Regions from separate parts of the Mus musculus genome. Here region 2 is linked to region 1. Evidence: chromatin contacts called from ENCODE Hi-C or POLR2A ChIA-PET data. All regions are on one chromosome and are shown on one strand. The core of a region is the stretch at or near the end of the contact, and the rest is flanking DNA. Distances in the headings are between cores, read along the strand shown.

The links. Hi-C counts contacts between places; a loop is a spot of excess contacts on that map. ChIA-PET counts read pairs that join two places held with the same protein, here RNA polymerase II (POLR2A).
Region 2: a map of left cerebral cortex shows a loop between it and region 1 (4-fold over the local background). The contact joins the enhancer-like site here to the promoter of Npr3 in region 1. A Hi-C loop is called at or near these places in 3 of 37 maps with a recorded cell type or tissue (all left cerebral cortex). POLR2A ChIA-PET finds 5 or more read pairs at or near these places in 2 of 5 experiments (Patski and embryonic stem cell).

The regions. Positions count from the first base shown.
Region 1 is chr15:11,902,996-11,909,042 of GRCm38, reverse strand. It overlaps Npr3 (natriuretic peptide receptor 3), which reads left to right and starts at 3,369. Exons shown (of 8, transcript NM_008728.2): 1 at 3,369-4,157. The coding sequence starts at 3,404. Gm5144 (predicted gene 5144) reads right to left here and starts at 2,518. Exons shown (of 2, transcript NR_131059.1): 1 at 2,055-2,518; 2 at 1,653-1,933.
Region 2 is chr15:11,859,279-11,865,933 of GRCm38, reverse strand. The region is part of intron 3 of Npr3 (natriuretic peptide receptor 3); the gene reads left to right. Among named protein-coding and RNA genes, the nearest start is that of Npr3, 43 kb to the left of the region's middle. Within about 2 kb of position 4,289, at least 1 of the 3 ENCODE cell types and tissues checked has a DNase peak (open chromatin) inside an H3K27ac peak, as active enhancers do; it is left cerebral cortex, where a contact is called at or near this core.

The sequences.
Region 1 (6,047 bases), core at 2,120-4,619:
GCAACTTGTAGGGGCTGGTGAGATGGCTCAGTGGGTAAGGGCACTGACTGTTCTTCCAAAGGCTCTGAGTTCAAATCCCATGGTGGCTCACAGCCATCCATAATGATATCTGACACCCTCTTCTGGTGTGTCTGAAGTCAGCTACAGTGAACTTATAATAAATAACTTAATAAATAAATCTTTAAAAAAATAAATGTAACTTGTACATTCTTTGGGTCACAGTTCATTTTTTTCTGGACTAAGATGGCAGAACTATGTGATAGTTATACATGGTAGTTTTAGCTGGTTGCCCAAAGAACTCTGATGGAAAGTAAACAGATCCTCCTAACACCCAGAATAAGTAAACACAAACCTCCCAAGAGCACAATAGACTTGTTACTGTTAATAATCTTGCACTGTTGGCACTGGAAGACCTTTTAAAAAAAATCTCAGCATCTGTTCAGTTGGAATCTGCAAGGATGTGTTGAACATGCACGCGGACAGCAACCCTGTGTTCCCCTCCCCTCTGTTTCTGGACTGATCCACCATTTCCTGTTGTCTGTGCTCTTTAACAACAGGCTGGAAGCTGAGTGCTTCTACCCAAAGGCCACAGGGAGGCCAGGGTGCTAGCCATAACGTAAGTGCACTGCCCTGCTGTTGACCCAAGAGCGAGGCTGGGCAGCGCCAGAGATGCGAGAGGCACTCCATACCCGGTGCCCCTGAAATCCCAGACTCTTCCAGTGAGCCCACATGGTACACTGCAGAATCATACCGCTGTTGGCTGGTGTTCCCCAGACACAGGGCATACCGGGTAGTAATAGGAAACCGGCTCCGTCCTTCACGTCTCCTGGCAACCAGTTGAAATCCACTAAGACCCTCGGAATCCAGGATTTAGCTGTTTATTTTTTTCTTAAATAACGATGACTCTATAAACAAATGTTTGCTCTCCCAAGTGTTCAGGAAGGATTTAATTGCTGCGAAGTGCTAAATGTCAGTTTCCAACGTACGTGGATAACTCTTCAGAATTCAAATTTATATATCCACCTCTCTTAGAACTGGTTAGCAGTTCTAATTAAATAAACAAAAGCTCACCTAGGATTTAGAAGCCCCTACTTACAGCGAAGGCTTAGGGATCACTGTCCAACTGAAATCTAACCGGCACCCGGTATGAAGTTACCTTCGATTGCAGTTTTTTTTTTTTTTTTTTTCCACTGCTAGAGAGGGTGATGGAGAGAGGGCTGTTAGTCACTGATGCCTGGATTTGCCATGTCCTCGAACACCTCGATTTATCACTTCATAGTCACAAATGAGAGCAAGGACATTTTAGGGGGCTCGTAACTATTAAAAAAAAAGAAGAGAAGGAGAAGGAGAAGGAGAAGGAGAAGGAGAAAAGGAAGGAGGAGAAGGAGAAGAGAAGAGAAGAAAGAAAAAGAAGAAGAAGAAGAAGAAGAAGAAGAAGAAGAAGAAGAAGAAGAAGAAGAAGAAGAAGAAGAAGAAGAAGAAGAAGAAGAAGAAGAAGAAGAAGAAAAGAAGAAGAAATAACTATGACTTAACAGCAGCAGCCTGGGGCAGCGGGTGAAGAATCGCGTTCAAGATCCTGCCGAAAGAGGGCGTAAGTTTAAGTTAAGATTGGAGCACACACTGACGCCCAGCCAAATGAAAGAACATTTAGAAACATTTTAAATTAACTTTAATTTGCAAGACTTTGGTGTCAGAACTACCTTGTGTAATACAGCCTGTTCTCGCCGTAAATGTCTTTGCTGCGTGACCACGAAAAGAGGGTGCAGGGCCCTCTGGACCTGCGCAGCTGCTCGGTTCAGAGACGCGCCTCTCTGGTCTGAGACTTCTCCACAATCCTTTCCACTCCGTCTGCATCGCTGTGGTAGCTGTGACCAGTGGAAAGACTGGGTCTACCGGGCAGGACCTTTCTGGGCATCCTAGACTATCGGGCATCCTGGAACAGAAGCGCTGGGGTTGGCAGACTGCTTTTTAGGTACTTAAAGATTCTCTGGGGGAAGATCTGGGGGGCCGGGAAGCGGGAGTCCCTTTTAGTTGCCTGGTTTAGCAAATAGTACCTTAGGGTGATGCTTTTCAAGCTCCGCGACACTTCCTGGAGCGGAATCATTTATCCAACATCGGAAGCAACAAGTTTCGCTTTTCTGGTCTCAGTGACCCCGCGGAGGGGCTGCGCACTGGGACACGGTGACGCTGCGCCCACTGTGATTCTAGCGTGTCCCAGCAGCCCAGAGGGAGGAGGGCACCCACGCCGGGTGGGGGAAGGAGCGGTGCGACACCGTGCAGGCCAGATGGGCTTACCAGCTCTGCAAATGAATTTTCCTGCACCAGGACCTTGTTCCTTGTTCCCCGACCTTGCTCCAGGGACCAGAAAGGTCAGGTGCGGGACAGGACTGGGCGCACCCAGACAGAACGTGGCCAGATCAAGAAAAGAGGTGAGAGTCTATGGAGTTTTGCAAGGAAGCCACCAATTTGGAGAAACATTTCCCCTTCGTTTTTGCAGTGTGTGTGTATGAGTGTGTGCTTTGTGTATGTGCGCGCACTCATTTCTTTCAAACATATATACACTTTTTTTTTTTTTTTTTTTTTTAATCCTGGGGTTGGAGAAAGCGGAGCCAGGGAGAGGCGGGGACCTTAGAGTAACGCTGTGCCGCGAGGTCTCCCGCGGGTGTAGACGTGGGCGGTTGCGGCTTTGGGCCAAATCTGAGCACCGGCAACTAGTGGGGCTTAGGGACCCGGCAACCGCGAGTAGGCCAGGGGTGCGGGGAGGAGCCCTGATGTAAGAATGTTAATGAGAGGCTCCCCCAGCCCAGCCCCCACCCCGCCCCACCCCCACCCACCCCACCCGTTGCAGAGACAAGCCCGGCCTCGGCGCGCCATGTGTGGTAACGCGCTGCGCCGCTGCCACGCTATTTAAACCCCGGCTATGGATCCAGAAAGCCGCGCGAATCAATGGGATCAAACGCGAAGGAGGTGCACCGTCAATTACAAGCACTTGGACAAGTTTAACTTTTTTTTTTCTTTTACAAATAAGGCCTTCAAACGCAACCTTAGCAACGCCCAAATAAGAAGCCACCTCTAAGCCAAATAGCCTATGTGCAAAGGGAGGGAGAATATATATATTGATAATAAGTCTATATGTATATTACAGACGCACAGGTTTACATTCTGTGAACTTTTTTCTTTCTTTCTTTGCTTTAAAATTTTTTTTTTTATTTTTTAAACCTAGGGACATTGTAGAGGAATCTTCCTATCTTTTGGCGAGTTACTGAAGGGGGTATTCTGTTTTCTTGGAGCGCCCAAGGGGGCGCAGGGACAGAGGAAAGAAAAGAGCTGGGAGGAAAAGGGCAGGGTGGGTGGGGGGCAGAGGGCGAGCCGGCGGCCAGGGCGAGCGCTTGCTGGCAACACGATGCGGTCCTTGCTGCTGTTCACTTTCTCGGCGTGCGTGCTGCTGGCCCGGGTGCTGCTGGCTGGCGGCGCGAGCAGCGGCGCCGGGGACACCCGGCCAGGCAGCAGGCGCCGGGCGAGAGAGGCGCTGGCGGCTCAAAAGATCGAGGTGCTTGTTCTATTGCCCCGGGACGATTCGTACTTGTTCTCGCTGGCCCGGGTGAGGCCGGCCATCGAGTACGCGCTGCGTAGCGTGGAGGGCAATGGCACCGGGAGGAAGCTGCTGCCGCCAGGCACTCGCTTCCAGGTGGCCTACGAAGACTCGGACTGCGGCAACCGCGCGCTCTTCAGTCTTGTGGACCGCGTGGCGGCGGCGCGCGGCGCCAAGCCGGATCTCATCCTGGGGCCCGTGTGCGAGTACGCGGCGGCGCCGGTGGCTCGGCTGGCGTCTCACTGGGACCTGCCGATGCTGTCCGCAGGAGCGCTGGCCGCCGGTTTCCAGCACAAGGACACGGAATACTCGCACCTCACGCGCGTGGCGCCTGCCTACGCCAAGATGGGAGAGATGATGCTCGCTCTGTTTCGCCACCACCACTGGAGCCGTGCAGCCCTGGTCTACAGCGACGACAAACTCGAGAGGAACTGTTATTTCACCCTCGAGGGGGTCCACGAGGTTTTTCAGGAGGAGGGGTTGCACACGTCTGCCTACAATTTCGACGAGACCAAAGACTTGGACCTGGACGACATAGTGCGCTACATCCAAGGCAGCGAGCGAGGTGAGCGGGAGCGGGACCAGGGGGGTCCTTGGCTCTGACTCAGCGGTTCTCAGTGGCTCTCCCCCAAACCCCACCAAGTCAATCTTCTGCAGACCCCACCCTTCCCCGTAACCCAAGGACCCGTGGAGGTCGCGCGGGGGCTTGTCCAAGTGTGAGCTGCCTGATCCAGGGACGGGTGGAGGATAGCCCATCGCGGTGGAAGGGGTGTGCCTACACAGTCTCGGGGAGGTGGATCTGGCCAGTCGAGGGAACGTCTGAGCCGCTTGCTAGCGCCATCCCAGGTATGACAGGTGTGGCTAAACACCAAGGGTTTTCCCCCTCTTCGACAGCTCCGGAGTCCCGTGAGTTCCAGGAATTCCCTACTCTGTCCATTGCAGTCGCGCGCCCCCTGGCAGGGCCACAGCGTCTGGGGACGCCCCAGCAGTCTCGCAGCTTCTTGACTAGCTGGGGGTTGGGACGCATCTCCTGGCTCCCCTGGCTGCTCTTTCCACTGACCCTAGGTCTCTTTTTAAAGCCTTCCTTTTAGATTCCTTCCATGCCCTTTCTAGTGTCTTACAAGCTTCGATACAAGCACCAGAAGTGCGTCGCCGTGTCTGAATTCAGGCGACTCTCACTTCCCCCGGGAGCTTTGGGCTTCGAAGCCTCTGAAAGCGCGCGCAGAGCTGGGCTTGGGCGGAGCGCGCCGGAGGATCGTGCGCCGAGCTTCCTTCCCACGGGTCCCCTGCCCGGCCCTTTCTCCGCAAGTCGCTGAGGGTTTGGAACAGTAGCCAAACTAGACAGAGAATTTGGTACTGGGGAATGGGATCATGGCTACGGGGAGCGTGGGAATTCTCCGCAGCTGCCCAGGTTTCTGTCGTGTAGATAGAGGAAGGAGCCGAATCCCAGCATAGGGCATGAGTCCGGACGTCCCGGTTGGGGCTCACACATTGGAGAAATCTCGCCTTTGTTTCCCCTTGGTGCGCAGGCGCCCAGAATGTCCGCGGTATTACCCTCCCCCTATGACCCCACACCGCAAAGCTTCCGATGTTCGTTCGGAGGTGCTATCCTGGTGAGACCTAGGAGGGGCCGAGCTAAGCCAGGCACCTAGTTTGCCCAGTGTTGGTCGCACGAATGCTGGGGACCTGGGCCTGGCTGTGGCGGGACAGCGGAACACTAAGCTTGCAGGCTCAGAACAGGTGAGGTGGGCAGAAAAAGCTTCAAGAGTGGGGCCACAACTGCCCCTCCCCGCTCTCTACTCTAACTTCAAGGTGTTGTAGACAGTGCAGACAGGACAAGTTTCGACCTAAGAACTCCAGGCTGTCTGCGCAGAATCACTGTTAGGTGCGCAGGCAGGGCGTTGGTTATGTAAAAGGAAAGTTCTGTCCTATGGTGGCAGATTTGCCCCTGTTGGGCGAGAAACCCACATCTACTTTCTCCCCCCACTCCCAGTCCTCCGGCTACTGCAGCCTCTCGCGGTCCTGGGTACTGTTACTTCTTCAGTTCTGGGCTTCCAGAGCCTTAACTAAAAGCTGGAGACTTCCCAGGGCAGGCTGGGAATGGGGGCGTGTCCTCACGCCTGGCTAGATCCATCCGAGCTTTGCAAATTCTGGTCATTGCCTTGCTGAACCTAGAAAGGCGGTGACCTTGGTACAGTGGCCTAGGGTGAGAGGCCTGGCAGATCTGTCAGTTCCGCTGTTGGGCCCTTGAGCCGCACAGTGCTCTTAGAACCGTGATGGGGGAGGGCCACACTGTGAGAGTGGGCTGGGGGTTGGGGTGGGGTTGGGGCAGGTGTGTTTCGGTTTAAAAGGACTACAGCCTGCGTTCTTTATTTTTAAATAGTCAGGCTTATTTTAGATCTCCTAGCGCTCATTTCTCGTTCAATTTAGCAGTGCAAGCTTGTTAGTCTGGTGT
Region 2 (6,655 bases), core at 3,040-5,539, 44 kb after region 1:
CCTGGGAGGAGAGAGATGGCCTGCCTAAGAGAAGTAACAGAGTTTGATAAAGGTACTATTTGCAAAGGGGCAGGTACGGAGGAGGAAAAGAGGGGTCGTGGAAAAACAGTATAAGATGGCAAGCTATTACAGACCTAGGCTGAAGGTGGGAGAGAAGGGGAGATACCAAACTGTAAGGCCTATAGCAATTGGAAAGAGCCTTCTGTGGTATTTGTGGAAGACAGCAGGTCCTGACACTCAACCTGGACCTCTCTCTGAGTTTCCTGTCTTCCTCTGCCCTGGTGTCTCTTCTCTTCTTTTTCTGCTGTCTTTGTTGCTGGTGTCTTGCATGTCACCTGTTGTCTGAACCTGCCCTTCTGTTGAGTTTCAATTCATGTCTTTGCCCATGTGAATGTTCTCCTTTGCAAAGCACACAGATCACATTGGTCTTTGCATAGCCATATGGGAGTTGGATCACCGGCTTTCCAGAAAATCCACATGCATATAAGGGAGCGAAGGACAGGTGTCACTCACATGCTCATCTGAAAGCTAGTGACAATTACATTATTATGAATCTCACTTTTCAAATAAGATTTCCAGTGCTAGGGGTGATGAGATACATCTTCAATCTCTCTCTCTCTCTCTCTCTCTCTCTCTCTCTCTCTCTCTCTCTCTCTCTCTCTCTCTTTCTCTCTGTGTGTGTTATATTCAAAGGGCAAACATATCAAAAGATGCAACTCCCCATGTGAGCACTGGAAGTTTGTAAAAAGGTCATTGACACTTGTTTTCTGTGTTAGCTCTAGAGTTCCATTCATTGATTGCCTTCTTCGGGAAATTTCCTGGATTGATTTCCTGGCTGGTGTTTGCTCATGTCAGTGAGTTCCACGTGCCATTTCTGAGGTCCCCAGTCTATATTGTCTTGATGAGCGTGGGCATAACTCTATGATCTTGCAGAGACATATTTTTTTTCTAAATCCTCTGCTCTAGGTGATGAGGGAGAAGAAATTCTCCTCTTGTCTGCCAACAGCTACTATCTGGGCAGCATGATCAAAGTCACTTGCAAGTCCATAGAATTGATACAGGGGTGGAGCTAAGCTCAGGATGGAGACAGTTGTCTGGACAAATTAGGGAAAAATCCTATGCCGAGGAAGTCAGTTTAGGAAGGAAGAGATCTCCCATGCTAGAAGCAACAGCAATATTTTAGCTCTGTGCGGAGACACAGGTTGGGAACCTTAGCTCCACTGTTGCTAAGATGCCTGACTTTCCAAAAGCTACCTGATTTGTTTTCTCAAAATTCAGGAAAGGTGCAGTGTGTTTAGATTATCTTCCCCCAAGGCTAAAATATGTCGGCAAGTGATTAAGAGCCTTGATCTATAAAAGTGAGACCTCTCTTTATAAGACATTGAAGAGTGTGGAAGCCCTTGGAACACAGTGCTTTCTATTGTTGCTGGGGTATAGACTGTTAATGTTATGACTAATAGGGAAATTAAATGAAAACTGATAATACATAAAGTACGTTTGTGTGGTGTGTGTATTCATGGAGATAGACATGTGTGTTTGCATATGTGTATATACATGTGTGGAGAGGCCTGAGGTTGATGGCAGGAATCTTCCTTAGTAGTTCCACATCTTACTCATTGAGGCAGAGTTTCTCAGTTAAACCCAGAGCTTTCCAAAACTGTGAGTACAGCTGTTTCCATCCTCTGAGCACAAGAATTACAGGTGAGCTACCACATGCACTTGGCATTCATGCGGGTTCTATAGATCCAAAGTCTGATCCTCATGCTTCATAGCGAGCACTGTATCCGAGCCATCCTCTCAGGCCAGCTAATGTGTATTTCAAGTACAAAGTACAGATACGTTAAGTGTTTACCAAATGTAGAATTATCTTGGGCCTTGGAGCTACCCATGTAGCAGTCCCAAACCACTCCTGATGCTTGCTGTCTTCAGTGATACATGGGACTCAGACAAGATTCACTTCCAAGGCCTTACTATGCCCATTTGACAAGGCGATGCTGCCATTACTAGCTCTGAAGGGGAGAAAGCAATCCATGGCTCATCTCTTATTTGCTCTCTTTCAAAATTCCACTTTTTCCTTATGTGATCTTCAGCTGAATGAGAGGGTTAGAAGGCATGTCTTCTTCAGATGCTCTTGAGAAATTAACACCCACAGCTTTCCTCATTTGTATCGGGAACCAACGGTTTGTGGTAAGGAAGATAGAACCACCGTGTGACAGGCTTGGCTTCATGTGAATGCCACAGGCAAAACCCCAGGATGGTCCAGCTTGGCACTCCCCTTTGGGAGCGTTCTCCCAGCATCCCCCACCTGAGAGCTTTGAGGGCTTTTCTGGTGTCCAGGCACCCCCTTTTTACAGGTTCCTCTCACGATTCATGGCATTTGAAGTGGGCAGCACGCTCTACTTTGAGCATTGAGCAGTTCATCTAAACAGGAATTTGCCTCCCCGGGGAGCAATGGGGGAAGATACTGTGCACTGTAACAGAGCGGGGCATGCAAGAGTGCCATCTGTCATCTATGCTCATTTGAAAAAGGAAAAAATATGATTACTTTTATTTGGCTTTTTCCATGAGAGAGAATGGCTAGCAGCGCTGGCAGACAAGAGGTCACATCGTGACTCCACGTGTACAGCCTGTCTGCATGGGTCAGTGATACTGTCCGATGGAGATCGCAAACAGCCATGTTTTCTTAATGCAACAGCTTCATTATCTGGCCCGGGAGTGGCTGCACTTAGGAATTTAAGAGCTCAGCAAATGATGCTAAGCGGGGATTTTCTGGCTAGAAGGATGTTACGGTGGAGGGTTTTGATTGTCAACTTTCAAGGATCTGGCATCTCAGAGGAGACAATCTCCTGGGCACACCCAAGGAGTTATTTAGATTACATAAATCTGTGGACATGCCTGTGAGGCATTGTCTAATTGAAGCAGGAGAGGCCACACGAAAGGCAGCTTCCCTGAACTAGGATCCTGGGTTGCGTCCAAAGGAAGAAGCTAGCTTACACAAGCATTCACTGCTCTCTGCCTCCTGAGCACTGCAGTGCAGTGGGAGTCGCCGGCTCAAGCTGCTGCTACCAGGATTTAACCTCTCTGAGGACTGCTCCCTTGACCTGTGAGGCAAGACAAGCCTTTCTGTCCCTCCGCTCCTCTTGTCAGGGTACTTAGGTAACTAAAACAGATGATGAACACTCAAAAGAAGTTAATGCCTAGTTAAGGGCATCCCATTTCCTGTGCTTGGTAACAACAGTATGGTCTGTCATAGCCAGGACCTTGAGGTTCAAGGGTTGTTTTGTCCAGAGACAGGGAGGCACACCAAGTAATCTGGCTCCTTCTAGCTGGGAAGTCCAAAGGAAGGTATTCTTAATACAGCTTAATATCGTCTTCTCCCCCTCTCTCATTGTTTTTCTCCTTAATTTGCACTTGCAATTTTCGGCGCCTGTAATGTGCTAACGGGTTTCCCTCCCACTAAAAACCATGTGTGAGAGTGAGAATGTTCTCTGTGAGAAAAGACAGTGTCTGGGGGTTTGTTTCTGACTTGAGGGCTTATGAGGTAGGTGCGATGAAACCTCCTCCGCAGAGGGCCAGGGCGCCAGCTTCACTGGGGTCAGCATCTCTTCTGCTAATTGTGGCAAGAGAGGGAGACACTCCACTCTTTAAGGAGGTAACTGTTGCAATCTACTTGGAAATCAAGACAGAAGGAGATTTCAGACCAGAGTTTACGCCCAGAGCCTGCCTTGTTCGGCGTCAAACTTGTTAGGACAAAACCAATTCAAGTTCATCTTTCTTAGCCGTTGATTGTTCTTCCTATAGAGGATGCCTATGTTCTTCCTATAGAGAATGCCTCAAGAAGGAAGGAATTGGAAAGAGACAGTTAGGGCATGGTACTAGGGTGTATGACCAGGCCCATCAATGGCCCACATCAGTATGGCATCTCTGGATGAGGATTTAGAGAGGAGGACAGAAGGAGGAGGAGGAAGAAGAAGAGGAGGAAGAAGAGAAGAAAAGGAGGAGGGAGAAGAAGAGGATGAGAATGAGGAGGGAAAGGAGGAGGCAGACACAGTAAACAGGGTGAGGCCCTAGAACTCATGTCATATTTTAAGCAGAGATGCAGTAGGGGGCCCAAGAGTAGGGATTTACAGAGTGTTACAGGCAAGAACAAAACTCAGGAAGACTGAGCAAAACGATGGTACTTCTCATGCAGGTGTTGCTTGCATGAACATGGGTGGGGCATCATTTCCTGGAGGATGGGCAACTCCACAGTGGCTATGCCATTGAAGAACATGACTCCTTCTCTGGAAGCCAACAGTTAGCAGCAGATAGCTCTTCAGGAAGATGTGGGAAGTCTAGTGCTCTCTTAGAGGCCCCACCTCCCTAACATGTTCCAACCAGGATCCCATGCCATTCCCCTGTAGCAAGGTGATTTCTTTAAAGTTATAGAAGAGAAGATAGACCCATAGGGGAAGCATGGCTATGTTAAATTTAACAGCTAAGCTCTACTTGTTAAAATTCATCAGCATGCATGCTTTCTCAAATCATGATGACTTCATGGTCTAAGTGAAAAATTTGTATTCCTTTGGAAAATTAAATTAGCATATTCAAGGCACCCGAAAATTATCTTTGACTGGTAGATGTTATTTCTATAGCATTCTCTGCCTAAGAAAACAGTGTCTCTGAGACTTAAGCTTGGCAGCTAAGAGCAAGAACCCAAGGCATTCATGGTCTCAGGGACTTCCGTGAGTGTTTCATTTTAATCCCCAGAAAATCTCTGTGAGGCGATCCAGTGCTAAATTAAGCCTTGTATTTCACAAATGAGGAATCTGGAGATTTGAGGGGTTGAGTGAGGAGTCCCAGTTAGGAGTGGACTATAGATCCAGCTAGTTGCCAACTACAAGATCTCTGTGACCTTGAACCTGTCCTATGTGCCCTGAGGGTCGGTGGGATAAACAAATTTGGACAGTGCTTTCTACTAGGTGGTATGAGGATCATGGTGCTATAAGAGATCTGTCTGGGGCACCAGGGTGTGAATGAGGAGCCCTACTTTCCATCAAGAATAAAATGGGTCAATAAAAGCGATTGCTTATTGGAATTAGAAGCTAAGCAGAATCCTTGGGTTTAAGACTTCTCATCTCTAGAAAATCACAGCAATCCAAGCTAACGGGGTGATGGTGGCAGGAGCTGTGTGAAGACTTTTACATTCATTAACCTGATAGCAACCCCAGAAGGAAGGCACTGTTATTTCTTTAACTTTTAAGATGAGGAACTGAAGGCCCAGAACCATGGAGGCACACAGCTGCAAAAGGCAAAGCTGGAGCAGCCCAGGTTCTGGACTTTGGCAAGTCTGAAATATTTGGTCCTATGATGCAAAACAAGACTCAAGGAGGGGGTAGGATAAGGACAAATGAAACTAGGTGTTGAGCTGCCCTATGTGGGTGTGCCCATGAAAGAGATGATGTTATTCATGTATCTTGAATGGGGAGACGCCATCTGTGAATAGGCCCTTGAGTTGGGCCATACAGAACATCAGTGGGGGTGTTCTTCCTGTGGGTTCCCCTTTAGAAGAACTGGGCAGGCCGTTTCTCACACAAGCACCTCCCAGATTCATTGAGGAATGTTCAATTCTTCATGTAACCTTGGCTTTCTGTCATTAACTCCATCTCTTGAAACAAGGTATGAATATTTTTGTGCCGTTTGTACCATTTGCAAATTACCCAGTGTTTCAAGATGGTATTTGATCATTTCACTCCAGTTTATGTTGTAATGGTATACATGTGGAAGAAGGACCTACCCAAGGGATTTCATAGTCTTTCTCAGGAGGAAATAATGCAAGTCAAGTTATCGAGTGCCTACCAAGGACAGGCCAAGCTCCCTGGGGAGGACTCTTGATCCCAGTGGTCTGAGTTTCCACCTGTTGTCTCCATGTGGCCTTCATCCTCTCGCCTCAGCTCAGCAGAGCAGTTGCTGCTTTCAATGGAGCAGTGGTCTGGATATGCTCTTGCCACATTATTCTATTCATAGTGTTTTTACAAATCTTCCTTCCACACACCTGCTCATTTTCAAAACTCAGTTCAGCATTTGCTTACCACCACTGAGCTTCTCGCACCATCTCACTGAGCTTCTCGCCACCATCTTCCACATCTCTAATACTATCTGCTCTATTTTATGTCTTTTTACCATATCCCGAATAAGACTCTTAGTACACGACTGAGAACATCATGTGGCTCACAAAACTAGTTGTTTAATGCTTGATATGCACCAAAACCTTTATGCTGTTGTGCCATGATTCTGGCAATTACCCTTGAGGAAGGTTCAACACCACGTGCGTGGATACAGATGAAACAAAACGCAACATGATGCAGCAACTCTCCTAAATTCAATGTCCAGTGTTTCCATTTATTAAACCAAGCTTATGGAAATCAGAGATACCTTTCTGGAGCCAGAGCTCAGAGAGAATGTACCAACAATAAAGACTGCACCCATTTCCATCCTTGGAGTCTGGCAGAGGGTGGAAAGAGAGGCTGAGGTGTTATTGCCAATTCAGAAGACATCCCAGTCCCACTCCCTAGGCAGGCAGAAAGAACCATGCTCATTTTTGTATCTTTGATACATATAGGCAATTGACAACATTTTTGATGCATATGAACAAATAGGATGCCTAAATTTTTAT